Regions from separate parts of the Homo sapiens genome. Here region 2 is linked to region 1. A link is a loop called in an ENCODE intact Hi-C map of the cell type or tissue named here. Cell type or tissue: OCI-LY7. All regions are shown on one strand. Each heading gives the region's core, and the rest is flanking DNA. Links, peaks and the distances in the headings are about the cores only.

The links. A loop is a pair of places that touch in the nucleus more often than their neighbours do. Peaks named below come from ENCODE experiments on the same cell type or tissue, not always from the same donor. Only the 100,000 strongest peaks of a DNase experiment are listed, where the experiment ranks them.
Region 2: it touches region 1 in a loop (16-fold over the local background); 1 of 110 quality-filtered maps calls a loop at or near these places.

What each region holds. Positions count from the first base shown.
Region 1 is chr3:170,628,734-170,635,803 of GRCh38, forward strand. The region is part of intron 2 of SLC7A14-AS1 (SLC7A14 antisense RNA 1); the gene reads left to right. Among named protein-coding and RNA genes, the nearest start is that of SLC7A14, 46 kb to the left of the region's middle. RefSeq lists enhancers at 4,271-4,320, 4,381-4,460, 5,782-5,991. In OCI-LY7, for the core only: no CTCF peak of the experiment used is centred there; DNase peaks (open chromatin) are centred at 4,228 and 6,168; H3K27ac peaks cover 1,867 bases.
Region 2 is chr3:170,905,558-170,912,627 of GRCh38, forward strand. It overlaps EIF5A2 (eukaryotic translation initiation factor 5A2), which reads right to left and starts at 3,080. Exons shown (of 5, transcript NM_020390.6): 1 at 2,986-3,080; 2 at 2,085-2,284; 3 at 1,432-1,536. The coding sequence starts at 2,249. RefSeq lists a silencer at 2,601-2,740. In OCI-LY7, for the core only: a CTCF peak has its summit at 2,775; DNase peaks (open chromatin) are centred at 2,294 and 3,204; H3K4me3 peaks cover 2,542 bases; H3K27ac peaks cover 617 bases.

The DNA of each region.
Region 1 (7,070 bases), core at 1,438-6,437:
GCCTATAAAAAATTATAACTAACATTGTCTATACTCTGTGAAATAAAAACTTTCTAGGGGAGGTGCTGTAAAGAGGAAACTGTTCAGATGCCCTCCTGAAGAAGAAATAGACTTTTCTATACCTTTACGGAAATGAGCCTGCAAATTCTTTTTCTCCATTCCTGTAGCTGAAACTCTGCTTGCACAGAGGTAGAAGGAGCACAGTGGCATGCCTCAATCAGATTAGGTTAATCAGGTTGATTTTCTAGCAACTAGCTAAAAGTGTCAATGACTAATGGCCTTCTTTAATTAATTAACTTAATCAGCAAATATTTATTGGGCATTTATTATGTGCTGGATGTGGCATACATAGGGAAAAAATAACCGAGACCTCTGCTCCCTTACAGTTTACAATCTAGACAAGGTATAGCATAGTAATCAAATAAGCAATAAATAAAATAATGACAACTTTTAGTAATTATTAAGAAAGATTCAGGGCACTATCACAGATAGCAATGAAGTTGGGAAATTCTTTACATAGCGAATGAGAGGAGGCTTCTCTGTAAGAGTAAGTCACGTTGACACTGAAACTTGATGGAGAGGAAAGAGTCAGCCACACAAAGAGCAGGGGAAATAGGGGCCAGCAGGAGCAAAGGCTCTGAGGCATGGTGTATGCTTGAGATGACTAAGACCACTGGGACTGTGGTGCAGGGGGCAGCAGGCAACGTGGCCTGGGCGAGGTGGAGAGGAGGGCATGGGTCTTACCATGCACGGCCCAGAACACCACGGCGGGAGCCTGAATTTCATTCAAGGTACAATGCAAAGCCAGGTAAAAGTCTTAAGCAGGAGAATGGTGTAATTCAAATCGTGTTTTAAAAAGAACTTTTGGCCACTGCGTGGACGACAGATTGGAGGAGGGCAAGAATGGAAGTTGAAGGAATAATTAGAAGGTCGTTGGTGTTGCTGCACGAGAAGAGACCTTGGCTGGAATCTGAGTGGTGGCAGTGGAAGTGGAGACTAATCACGGGTATGGGGGCTGGAGCTGCTGGCTGAAAGGACTGTGAAGAATGAGAGAAAAGCAAGTTGCCAATCATGACTCCCAGGTTTCCAGGCAAGCTCCACATTTAGAAGTGAGAGGCAGGAAGGCAAGAGGTCTCTCCTGGATATTTAAGTTGGAGATGCCTTGTGGGACATCCGAATGGAACTATCCGCGTGGCAGTGAGATATAGGAGTCTCAGGTCGATATTATCAGCCTGGCAATATTCAAAGCCCGAGGACTGGATGAGACTCAAGGAGAGTGTGTAGTTGGGGAAAAGAAGGAGCCCAGGACTGAGTCAGTAACTTCTCAGAGATGTGCAATCATGACCAGAAGTAAATCCCCAACTGGTGGAAAGTCAAGCTCTCTGATGATTTGTAGTGTATGTTTTTACTATTAAATAATCCCTCAGTGGTCAGAGAAACTATCCAGAGAAATTATTTTCTTTCAGGTCTTTCAGTTTCTCTCTGCCTACCTCTCCTAGTTCTGGTATCACCTAACCCTTAGGGATCCTCCTACAGGGAAAGAGGGGGAAATGTGGGTAAGGTTTTTCATGCTCTGTGACCATGTAGGCTGTCACCTTAAGTGGTTCTTTGATCAAGGGAAACCCATCAGGTCTCAGTCAATCCAAGAGATGATATGTTTGCTTTGGAAAAGAAAGCGATCTAACATTTAAAATCTCTCCAACTGGAAAATGAAATGGAATATTTCCAGGCTTCCAAGCATGCATATGCCCAGAAATACCCTACTAATGCTGCACTTTCCTCTACTCTGAAGAAATTAGATAGACTTATTTCCCAGGATTACGTTTAGTTTGAGACACTGCATCTGTAAAGGCTCAGTTCATGCTATATTGTGAATGACCATAAAAAAGGCAGGAGGCCCTGTAAATTAGGGTTACAGGTTTTGTATTGGCATAGGAAACCCAAATTCTACATTTAAGCCACCGCCTCCTCATGGCCAAATAACAACAGACTGAAATATGTGTTAAATAATGGATAAAGCTTGCTCTTCTGTAAAGATTGATTTTAAGGACAAGAACTAGAGGATGCTATGAATTCAGTGGGAAAAGACACTGTTTAATCTTTTCTGAAAAATATCTGATGAGACAAACACACGTTATTTTCTGATTATGCCTCCTCTCCGTCTGACATTTTGTGCCTGATTTATGTAAAGAAGTGTTTCAATGCACTGTTTGTGATTTCAGTGAATTGAGGCAAAAACTCTTTTTCCTAGAATGTCAAGATTCATAGATTTTTGGGTCAGAAAGAGCTTTTGAGAGAATTCAGGCCATCTCTCTTATTTTCTGAAAATGAAAAGAGAGAGATAAAGGACCTGGCCAAAATTAACACTGTGATTAGAGAGATAGGCCTGCCATCCAGAACTCATGCATGATTGACAACACTGCTTTTCCCACAATTTGAATTCAAACCCATAGAAAACTGCTACTGAAACAATGAAGTAGAATTTCAGTTTTTTGGTTAACTGTTCATTTTTTACAAGGTTGAACTTTATTCTAAAAAAACTAATCGTATTAAAAATGTTGGGGGTCCAGAAACAGTAGCTTATGCCTGTAATGCCAGCACTTTGGGAGGCTAAGATATGAGGGTTGCTTTAGGCCAGGAGTTCAAGACCAGCCTTGGCAACTTAAAGAAACCTTGTCTCTACAAAAATAATAATAATAAAAATTTTTTGGAACATAAGAAAAAGAAAAAAATCACATGCATGCAATCACTGTTAGCATTTTAATGTATTTCCTTCTAGATTTTCTTTTCTGGGCATATTTAAACATGATGATTATTTAGTGTATACTTAATTTCATGTTTTCCGTTAATATAAGCATTTCTAATGGATGCAGAATGTTCTTGCAAATGAATATGCTATAATTTATTGAATCTTTCTGTGGTTGTTGGGCATTTAGGATGATTCCAATTATTTGCTATTATACATAACAATGTTGTATGATATATAAACATCTTATGACATATAGCTTTTTCGATAGATTATACCCTTAATATGGAACTTCAGAAATAGAATTAGAGAGTCATGGATTTTACTACTAAAATTGCCACAGAGTCAGCCCAGTTCAATATATCTTCTGCCAAAGCAAGCACTACAACATTAAATATTAACATTAAAAATATGTGCCAGTTTCCTCATTGAAAATGGCACTTGTTTGAGTTCTTGTTTCTTTTAGGGCTGAGTTCACTCTTTCTACCTTAACCATTTTAGCTTTTTAAATTGCTTATCATTCCCTGAACACAACAGCCTAGTCCATAGATCTTGTTTACAGTTCTCTCTTGCTAAAATTGGAACCCTTTGTGGATGAGGTTTGTGTTCTACTAATCTACATATTTTCAGGATCTTGTGTGGTACTTGGCACAGAGTGGGTGCTTAATAAGTATTTAACAAATGAATGAATAAATGAACGAGTAAATAAAGTTGAACATTCCCCCCATGTTTGTTTAGTAACTGTGATTTCTTTCTTTATTTTATTTTATTTTTTTCAAGACAGAGTCTCACTCTGTCGCCCAGGCCAGGCTGGAGTGCAGCAGCGCAATCTCGGCTCACTGCAACCTCTGCCTCCTGGATTCAAGTGATTCTCTTGTGTCAGCCTCCTGAGTAGCTGGGATTACAGGTGTGCACCACCACTCCTGGCTAATTTTTGTATTTTTAGCAGAGACAGCGTTTCACCGTGTTGGCCAGGCTGGTCTCAAACATCTGACCTCAGGTGATCCGTGCGCCTCAGCCTCCCAAAGCGCTGGGATTACAGGCATGAGCCACCACGCTGGGCAGTAACTGTGATTTCTGGATGCATCATTTGGTTTATGTCCTTTGTCCATCTACTTGTTGGTATCAGATTTTTATTAGTTTTTATTAGTGTTTGAAAATAAGAGGATATTTACACTTCACTTGTCACATTTGGGTTAATAATTCTTTCTAGTCTATGGTTTGCTTATTATTTTCTGTGGGTCTGATATTAAAGGGGAAAAATAAAGGGCAGAAGTTAGGCTAATAAAAGTGTCATCTAGTGCATTTTCTCTACCTCAGAAGGTGGGGAACAATGAAAGTGCTCGTGCAGAGAGAAATGAGTTCTGTGAAAATTAGACAATTTGGTTACTCTATTTAAACAGACCACATGGGGTTGTTCATGTGAAAACAAATGTGTTGACCACATTTCAGGCCCTCTGAAGCTGAAAATGTCAACCAACCCCTGTGTGCAGAGAAAAAGAAATTCCACTCATCCGTACAGAGAGGTTGGTTTCAATTAAAAACCACACCGAGTGTGGCTGAGTAATTTCTTAATGTATTCCATTTGTAAATGAGAAGTGAAAAACACTCATTAGTAATTCTTGAATCCTTGGTGAATCAGCAATGTCCGCAGAAAACAAACATATACCACTCTGCTTACATTGAAAGGAGAACAAAGACACACCTTTTTTTCCTTTGTCTTTCAGAAATGCTTTTCATGTTTTAAAAAAATATATAAAAAATGGTATCATCACGTTGTCCCTCTGGGTCTGTTGTTGCATTTGCAAATTTTAATACTTTTCTGGTTAATATTTTATAAAGTGGATGCACTCATAAAATAGAAGTTGTCAGGAGCCTTCGGGATAATATCAGCCCCCTCTGGTCACCTAGGGTGAAAGCTGAAGCCACATGGCTGGAAATAAAGAAGTTCCATTTCCCAAAATTTGGGGACTTATTCTCTGGCAGGAGATTCACAGGCAAAAAGCCAAAACCAAAGCCCCCAAACAACCATTTTCCCTGCTGGAAAAAAGCTTCTCGAGGCTAGGGATTCATAATGGACACATCAACGTGCCCCCAGAACAGGTCCAGCACCGAGGAGGTGGTTCTGAACACACGTTAGAAAGAATAAACCACTGGGGCAGCCCGGTCATGAACTGTGAGCTGGATATTTCCCATGTGTGCCCCTAGATCCACTCTCCACCCTCAACCTGCTGCTCTCTGCCCTAGGCTGACCCCATAGGCCACTTCAATGGGATACCTTGACCTCTGGCTTATCAGGTAACTTCAGCCTATGAGGCGCCCCAGAGGAGTTTGGAGGGAAGAAGCAGATGAGGCTGGGGTGTTTATTCTTTTGACTTCTCCCCTGTGGAATGGCCTCCAGTGGGGCTTTCTGGAGGTCACAGCTCCACACCTCCTGCCAAGTAGACCCTCTCCTAGTGATCCTCCCTTACCTGGTTCTTGTAACACTCTGACCTTCATCCTAGGAGTACTGTGCTATCCCATACTCTGCCTACACCTTCATAAATGTCCCTTTATTATGCTGTCCTTGAATTGCCCTAATTTCAATGTGCCATCTATTTTTTTTCTGGGACATGACCAATACAGACATTGATAGACATATTCATGTTGGTTTAATGGCTGCGTCCTAAAATTCAACCTGCAATCTGCTCAACAAGCTGTGTACCCCAGAGGTTGAGGTGCCTTTTCCTAATGCTTACCCAGGAGAGATTAGGCTGGTGCCTTGGGCTGAATGTATGTATATGAGCCTCAACTTTAAACTAAGTTGAAAAGAACTAAGTTAAAAAAAAATTCTGAGGGGCCAGGTGCGGTGGCTCGTTCTTGTAATCCCAGCACTTTGGGAGGCCAAGGTGGGCAGATCGTGAGGTCAGGAGTTTGAGACCAGCCTGGCCAGCATGGTGAAACCCGTCTCTACTAAAAATACGAAAATTAGCTGGGTGTGGTGGTGGGTGCCTGTAATCCCAGCCACTTGGGAGGCTGAGGCAGGAGAATCTCTTGAATCCGGGAGGTGGAGGTTGCAGTGAGCTGAGACTGCGCCATTGCACTACAGCCTGGGTGACAGAGCGAGACTCCACCTCAAAAAAAGAAAAAAAAAGGAAAAAAAATATCTCAGAGATTCATTTTCTCTTCTTTGCCCCTTCTGTGAGTTGTGGCTTTTGCTTGCAGCCTGAGCAAGTCATCTCTATCCAAGCTGCAGCCACAGAAGCAGAAACAAAGGGGACTCCAATTGGTCTCCAAGGACTGACTACTTTGGCTGATCCTACAGAAGCAGAAAGACCACAAACCAAAGACAACAGTCCCTCTGGTCATTTGGTGATTTGTGGCTGTTTTTACCTGTTCTTTTGGTTGTGTTTTCATGCAGATCTGCCCTCTTCAACTCACTGGAGCGTTGTGTGATACAGGACCAGCTGCATGTCTGCAGAACCTGTTTTCATTTCTGTCTTTAGCATAGATGATAGAAATGACTCTAAAGGACAAAGTATACCTCAATGCAATAAAACCATCTGCCCTATCTAATTTCCCCTCCCTTCAGGGATGTGAGACCCAGTCTTGTGGGGTGTGTTTAGAGTCTCAGCTTCTTTATTGTTCAAATTTCCTTGCCAACCATTGCTGGTGATTTTAACTGACTTCACAACTTCTGCCTCAGTACTCGGAATGCTCTCCAGTAAAGATACAGCAAATTGCACATGGAAAAGCAATGTGTCACTCCGTTCAATGTTTCTGTCTTCAATGACTGAGGGTGTGTTGCATATGGTGAATAAAGGAGACATTCATCTTTCCTCATCCACATAAAGGAATTGGCAGTTAACTGGGTTACTAGACCAGGCTAAGGCCTCTAAATCTGACTTGATTGTTCAGTTCACATATTGCTTCCCATTTTTCTCTTCCCTGTGCATTCAGAAACCCATCTAATCCTGACTATTAAGCTCTTTGTACAGCGTGAGCTTTCCCCTATAATGCTAAACTCAAGCTGATTTTAGATGAGAATCCAACAGATCCTTTCAAGCAGCACTCAATTCAGTGAAATCTCCATCTGCAGACAGTCCTTGCTGCTGAAAGAGACTGGCTAGATTTGAGCAGCAATAATTACTTTCAAACGAATTTCCCATCTCCAGGTGTTTGCATCTCACTAATTATTTTCAAGGTAAATTGATTTTGCTTGGCAGTATCTTCCACTTCCACCTTGCAATAAGCAATTTAACATGAAATTGCTGACCTATAATTGTTCTACCCAACCATGAATTCCTAATCCTTCTGCAATTTATAGTTATGTAGTCTTTGAGCT
Region 2 (7,070 bases), core at 898-5,897, 280 kb after region 1:
TTTAGCCTGCTGTACTATCTCTACCACATTCAGTAATCACATATACATTTAACAAATATTTTTCGAGCACCTACTATGTACCACATCAAAGTTGGTGCTCCAACAATAATGAAATGATTAAGTAGAATTTTTACATAGGAAAAGGGGGAAACAGAACAGCACTTTTTGGTACGTATCTACTTATGGAGTTCTTAATGGGGTACATTTTCTCATTTAATCCTCCTATTATCACTATTTTGTAGATGAGAAAACAGGCTCAGAAAGGTGTATAACTTGTCCAAAATCATCCAACTAGAAAGTGACAGAACTAGATCCAAACCCAGATCTACCTGGTTAAAAAAACCCACTTGCAAGACAATTCAAATTTCTACAAAGACTTCAAAGCAACCTAGAAAACATTTATGACAAGTAGGAAAGTGAAAATATAAAAGTGTTTACTAGATTAAAACCACAAAAAAGTATGTTTGCATGTGGACAAACAGCAAAAGGAAATCATTGCGTAAGTGCAGTTGATAGCAACATTAAAAGAAATTTATACAATACAACAAAGGGTACAGAAAAAAATCAGTTTAAGTCGGATAAAACAAATACCAGTGTCAACTTTGTATTTTTCACTATGTAAAATGAGCAGAAATGAGTTTGATATATGGTATGCTTGATACAGAAATTGAAGACTTTCAAGAAAAGCTTTAGTTATAAGTAATCTGAGCTTCCACATCCTATAAGGTCAATTATTTTGTTATCATCAATACTTCAAACAACAAAATGCTATCATTAAATATGACCTACCCAAATGTATAACTGGAACTAAAACTTGAAATTTACATACATAATTTAGCAAAAGGTCATAGCATGGTCACTAAGTATAATTTAACCAATTATATAGTTTTTGTGTTTTCTTCACCATACTCAGTGACCAGGTACTTTATCCTTTATATTTATGGCTTTCAACTTATTTCTCTACTTAAGAATGTCAAGTTCTGACTAACATTCATTAATGCAAAAACTTGGTAGGAACATGAATTTCAGTAGTTTCTTGAATGTCTCAGGTCTGATCAGTGAAAAGAAACAAAACATCCAGGAGGGATGTTTTAAATTAGAACAAGAAATATTTTACAACAGAGAGAATAGTACTTTTACTAAACATTGGACTTAATTGCAATATGCAGTCACTTGGCCTGAGAACACTAATAAGTATTTGACTTTTTAAAAAATGCAAGAATGTGAAAAAAATAGCAAACTAGCAATAATCCTAGAAAAGTACATGTGTTAAACATCACTATTTCTCCAATTTCTAAGATAGCTGGTGCCTAATAATTGGTTAGAAAAACCTACAAAACTACTCTTGGGTTTTGTCAAATTATTACTGATAGTACAAAGTATTTGCACCTTGAAGAAACAAGCAACATTCTAAAGAAAATCAGTGCTTACTTGATAATCATTTCTCTTAATATTTGGAACATCCATGTTGTGAGTAGAAGGACAAATATCTTCATATTTTTTGCCCGTGAAAATATCAATTCCAACAAGGTGAACCTAACAGAGGAGAACAGGAAACCTGTTTAATCTCTGCCAAGTATATCACTCATTACACACACAAGAGCACAATACCAATGCTGATTACAACAGATTCTTTTTCTCCTCCTTCCAAGGTCATCTAATTTTACTTAAAAAAAAATGTAGTGGTCTTACAATTAAGAGGCAGTAAACAACTAAACAGTATCACGACATGTCAAGACCCAATATAGACCAGTGATTCAATTATGAGATTACACAAGAAAAATAAAGTGTAGATTTCTTAGAATTGCTAGAACAGGTTTTCTCATCTGTAAACTAAATAGATCTTATAGGTCACTAGGATTCAGGAAAGTTTCAGTTCCCAGTTAATGAACATTGTAAGGGCCCAAGAAGGGAATGCTACCTTTAAGTATTCAACGTAATAACTGATTACCCAGTAATTGTGGGAAGGAAAAAATAGTGCTTATTACAAAATTTTAAGTATAGAAATCTCATGATCTGTAACGGAATACAAATGATCAAAGTCCCAACGCCGAAGCCAAAGCCTGATCTGCAAGGGTACTTACCTTGGCATGACCATGCTTTCCAGTTTTGGAAGTTGACATCTCCACTATTTTGCATGGTCGTCCTTTGAGCACCACGAAGCCGTTTTTGCGCAAGGCCGAGCACTGCATAGGGTAAGTGCTGGAAGCCCCGGCATCTCCAGTAGTGAAATCAATTTCGTCTGCCATGGTGGGCAGGGGAGATGGTAGTTTTTCCGTGGGAACTACACAAAAAGTTTGTGTTTGCTTTTTAACAACGGGTATGTAGGCAGGGAAACGTCTCATTTCGGACAAGTTATGTGCCAAGCATCATGGGCCCGTTATTTCTGCATGTAAGGAACACCCACCCTAGACTAGTGGCCACTTTCTAACTCTGGCCTCTACAAACTTTTCCAGCTACTGCTTGGGGAGGTGGGATGAGAAGTCGCAGAGGAGCTCGCTGAGGGTGGGGACACCCGCCCTGGGCGCTCCTCCGTGCTGGAAACAGCAGGTTGCGGCCCCCATCGCCCCACCGCAGAAGCCGGCGACCTTCCCCCGCCGCCCAGCCCTCGGCCGCCGCCCCGAACCCTACTGCGGGGGACCCAGCCCAGGCCGCAGGTCCCCGCGAAGGATGCGGGGTAACAGAACCTGGCCAGCAGCACCCGGCCCTCTGCTAGCTGGCGCGCACCCCGCCCTCCACCCTTCAACGTCGCCGCCGCGGCCGCACAGGCGCCCCCTGTTCTGCCGGCATCCAGGGCTCAGCTCGGCCCGGCCCGGCCCCACTAGGGCCTGAGCCCCGGCGGGTCCCGCGCTCGCCTCTGTTCCCCCATCCATTCTCCTTCTTTCTCTCGGTCAGCGCTCAGTTCTGGGCGCCTTCCCCGGCCCTGCCTCACTCTGGCCCCATCCCCACCAGCTTTTCCCCACCAGCTTTTCCCCAGGTCTTCACCTTTCAGCTGGCAAAGAGCGCCTTTCGTCTGCGCACCCGCGCTGGTCCCCTACAGCAGCGGCGCCGGCAGCGGCGGTGGCGGCCGCGGCAGTTCCAAGAGACGGGGCGGGGCCGCCACACTTTCCACACCCCAGCCTCCCCGCCCTTACCCGCCCCCACTCAGCCCTATTTCCGGGATAGGCCCCGGAGCGTCACAGGCACCGCCCTCTCGGGCTACCATTGGCTACCAGATTCCCGAGGCTCCGCCCAGTCACGTGAAGAGCGCCCTGGCAACCCCACGTGCTGCGGATTAGTGCACTTCCGGCGTGGAGCGCACTTTCAGCAGTCTGGTTGCCGAGGGTGAGCTCGCTGGCAGAGGAACTTGCGCCTTCCAACTCTTAGGTTTGTTGCGTTCGGGTCGCAGTCGACTTTAATGGGAACCAAGCAAAGCACCCAATGGCCCCTGCCATCAGGTGCGTGGCAGTTATCACATGACGATCGTCAGAACTCGCGAGGCGCGCAGATTCAGCGAGTGCCAGTGTGGCTGGCTGTGAAGCGAACTTTGGGTTCGAGCTTCTGGTTCAGCTTGCAGCCTTTCTTGGGGTTCGAACCTCCTCCTGGTCCTTAAAGAAGAATTCAGGTGCAGTATTTTATTACCCAGCTCGGCACCGCAGGTCCTGAGGACCCCCCATTCACCCCTTGGTGAGATTTTTGGCAGCGACTGCCGCCGGATGCCCCTGTAGAGTCAGCACTGCTCCCTGGGGTGGGAACTCCCGAAGCGTCCGCCAGCTAACAAGCCAGCAGTGAAATGAATTAACCCACTTCTCACACCAAAGGCTGTTGGGAAGTTGTGGAGGCGAAGGGTGTCTGACTCCTACGGCATTGTGGGTCCAGAGAGGTGTTCTGCCGACTCATCCATTCTTTCCTCCTGGCATTGGCATTCCTTAGAGTTTGGGGTTTAACCCTGGCACATTAGAACGCTTGGATGGTCTTCAAAATTGACCTAGAGCTTGTAGACTGCCATAGAAAGGTTCTTAAAAGAGATGTGCTCCCCCTTCACAGTTTCATTTCGCAACCTACCGCAGTATCCTATCTTGGGGAGGTGATCTAGGAAATTATTTCCCATCCCACACCCGCATTTATGTGGTAACTTTGATTTCCTATTGCTGTCTCATGAATAATCCCATATCTCACATTCCTGTATGACTCTACAGTTTACACATATCTTTCAAACAGGTCCAATTTAACTTTCGCAATAAGTTACTGCCCTCTCATGTACTGAATTCAGCCTCTAGCTAATATACAAAGGAGCCATTACAGCAGTGGCTCATGCCTGTAATCCCAGCACGTTGGGAGGCTGAGGCAGGTGGGTTCCCTGAGCTCAGGAGTTCGAGATCAGCCTGGGCAGCATCGTGAAACCCCGTCTCTACCAAAAATACGAAAACTTAGCTGGGCATGGTGCTGTGCACCTGTGGTCCCAGCTACTAGGGAGGTTGAGGTGGGAGGATCACTTGAGCCTGGGAGGTGGAGACTGCAGTGAGCCGAGATCCGGCCACTGTACTCCAACCTGGCTGACAGAGTGAGACCACCCCCCCCACCCCCAACACCCCAAAAAGAAAGAGCCAGATTAGAATCTTGGTTCATTAGCTCTTTCTGCTTTTCCTTATACCTCCTAACTTTTCCCTATTGTTTTTACAATGATCGCTAATAGTATTTAGTATTTATATAGGCAGGTAGTGTACTAAATTTTTGATGTGCATTATTCCTTTGTTTGTCACTGCTGCTTTCTATTTTTAACCTTGTTAAGTTATTCATATAAAGAAAAATTTGTCCCTTTTCTTTTTATGAGTTTTGAAAAACATATCTTGATCATCTGCTATGATCAAGATATGGAATATTTCCCTCATTCCAAAAGTTTTCTAGTGGCTTTTTGTTCTCAGTTTCCTCCCTCTACACCCAGCCCCTGGCAAATATTAACAGTACTTTTTTAACCTGCATTTTTAGTTACGGAAAAAGGAGAAAAGCAATTTGCCCCAGATTACAAAGCTAGTAAGTTGGAAAACCAAGGTTGGAACCTAGGCAGTTTGGTTCCAGAGTCACTGCTCTACCTACCACCATATACTGCATTCACAAAAGATTTGGGTTTGGAATCAAATGACTGAGCATTACTCATTCAATAAATACAGTCAGTTCTCCTGAAGTCAGTAAGAACACTGAATTGGCAAATACTAAACCATTGCTCCTAGGGGAAATACAGGGTTAGGTTCCTCTGAGCCTCTGGGCCACAACATTGGTTAATATGTGATTTTTAGTGTGTTTCCATTTAAAGACACCTGATTTCCTATATATTGTTGGTTCATTAACATTAAACTCATGGCCAACAGCAATGTAATTCATACCTGAAGGTAGCTTATCTAACATATGCTCTCTGTAAGGCACACTGTAGCTTTCTTGTGTTTTGGAACATTAGACAGCTCTTCAGCACAGTGCTTGGGGGCCATTTTGAATGGTGAAATCACCAACAAAAAGCACAACAATGCAAAAACTGGCAATAAATAGACTGAAAAGAATACTGGTTAACAGTTTGACGACTGAAACAAGAAGGCAGAGCATGGCTGAGTTTGACCTCAGCTAAATGTGCGTTAGATGGCACGAGTCTCTGTGCATGTTCACAAATGACTTCAAAAGCACTGCAAGTATTGATTTTAAGATTATAAGTAAATTATGTCAAGTATGCAAATTTGCAAATATGGAATCCAAAAATAATGAAGATTGACTATGTGTACTTTAGCAGCCTTACCTCTGGTATTACTGTGTTGACCAAGACAGCCTCTGGTTCCTAAGGTGCTTGCAGTCTATTGCAGAAGACAGTCTAGTAATTTTAAAATATGAAACAAATGCTAGTAAAGAAATAACTATAAGGCACTGAAAAAAGGGGCTTATTTAGGCTAGGTGGTGTCCAATTAAAATATGATACAAGCCACATATAGTTTTGAGTTTTCTTTTAGACACATAAAGTTAAAAAATGAAACTAATTTCAATAGTATATTCTGTTTAACTGAATATGTCCAAAATATTATTTCACATGTAACCAATATAAAAATATTACTAAGATATTTTACTTTTTATCCATACTAAGCCTTCAAAATCTGGTGTATTTTACACTTTCAGTACATCTAAATTCAGACTAGCTATAATTCAAGTGCTCAATAACTAGGCATAGTTGGTGGCTATCATATTGGGCATCATAGGTCTAGAAGGTTCAGGAACTGCTTCTCTCGGGGGATATCAGTTTGAGATTTGAAAGACAAATAGAAGTTAGCAATGGAGAGGAGTTTAGAAAGGGCACTTTAGGCAAAGGAAATGGGGTTACAGAGGTGTATTGTGACAGAATCGTGGCACCATTTGTACTGTAAATGGCGTAGTATGATGGTGTGTACTGTAAAGATGGGTGAATTCGGACTTTCTCCCAAGGGCAATAGAGAAGCATTGAGACAGTACATACAAGAAAATGATAAATTTTTTATTATTTTTAAATTTTTTTAATTAAATTTTTTTTTGAGATGGAGTGTCGCTGTGTTGCTCCAGGCTGGAGTGCAGTGGTGTGATCTCGGCTCATTGCAACCTCCACCTCCCAGGTTCAAGCCATTCTCCTGCCTCAGCCTCCCGAGTAGCTGGGAGTATAGGTGCCTGCCACTACGCCTGGCTAATTTTTTTTTTTTTATGTATTTTTAGTAGAAACGGGGTTTCACCATGTTAGCCAGAATGGTCTTAATCTCCTGACCTTATGATCTGCCTGCCTCAGCCTCCCAAAGTGCTGGGATTACAGGTGTAAGCCACTGTGCCTGGCCTTTTTTTTTTTTTTTTTTTAATTTAGACTATTCTAGTTGTGATATGGAGTATTTTTTAGGAGGAGAAAATATTGGAAGTAGGAAATCAATTAGACATAATAATGTTGAACAAACATGATGAATGAGAAGATTGCAGAGTTATAAGGGAAAATGGAAAAAATGTCATAATTAATTGAATGTTAAGGGTCAAAATGGGGAGGCACAGAGTACGAAGAACAGAAAAGAGTCAAATTAAGACTCAACAGTTTATGGTGT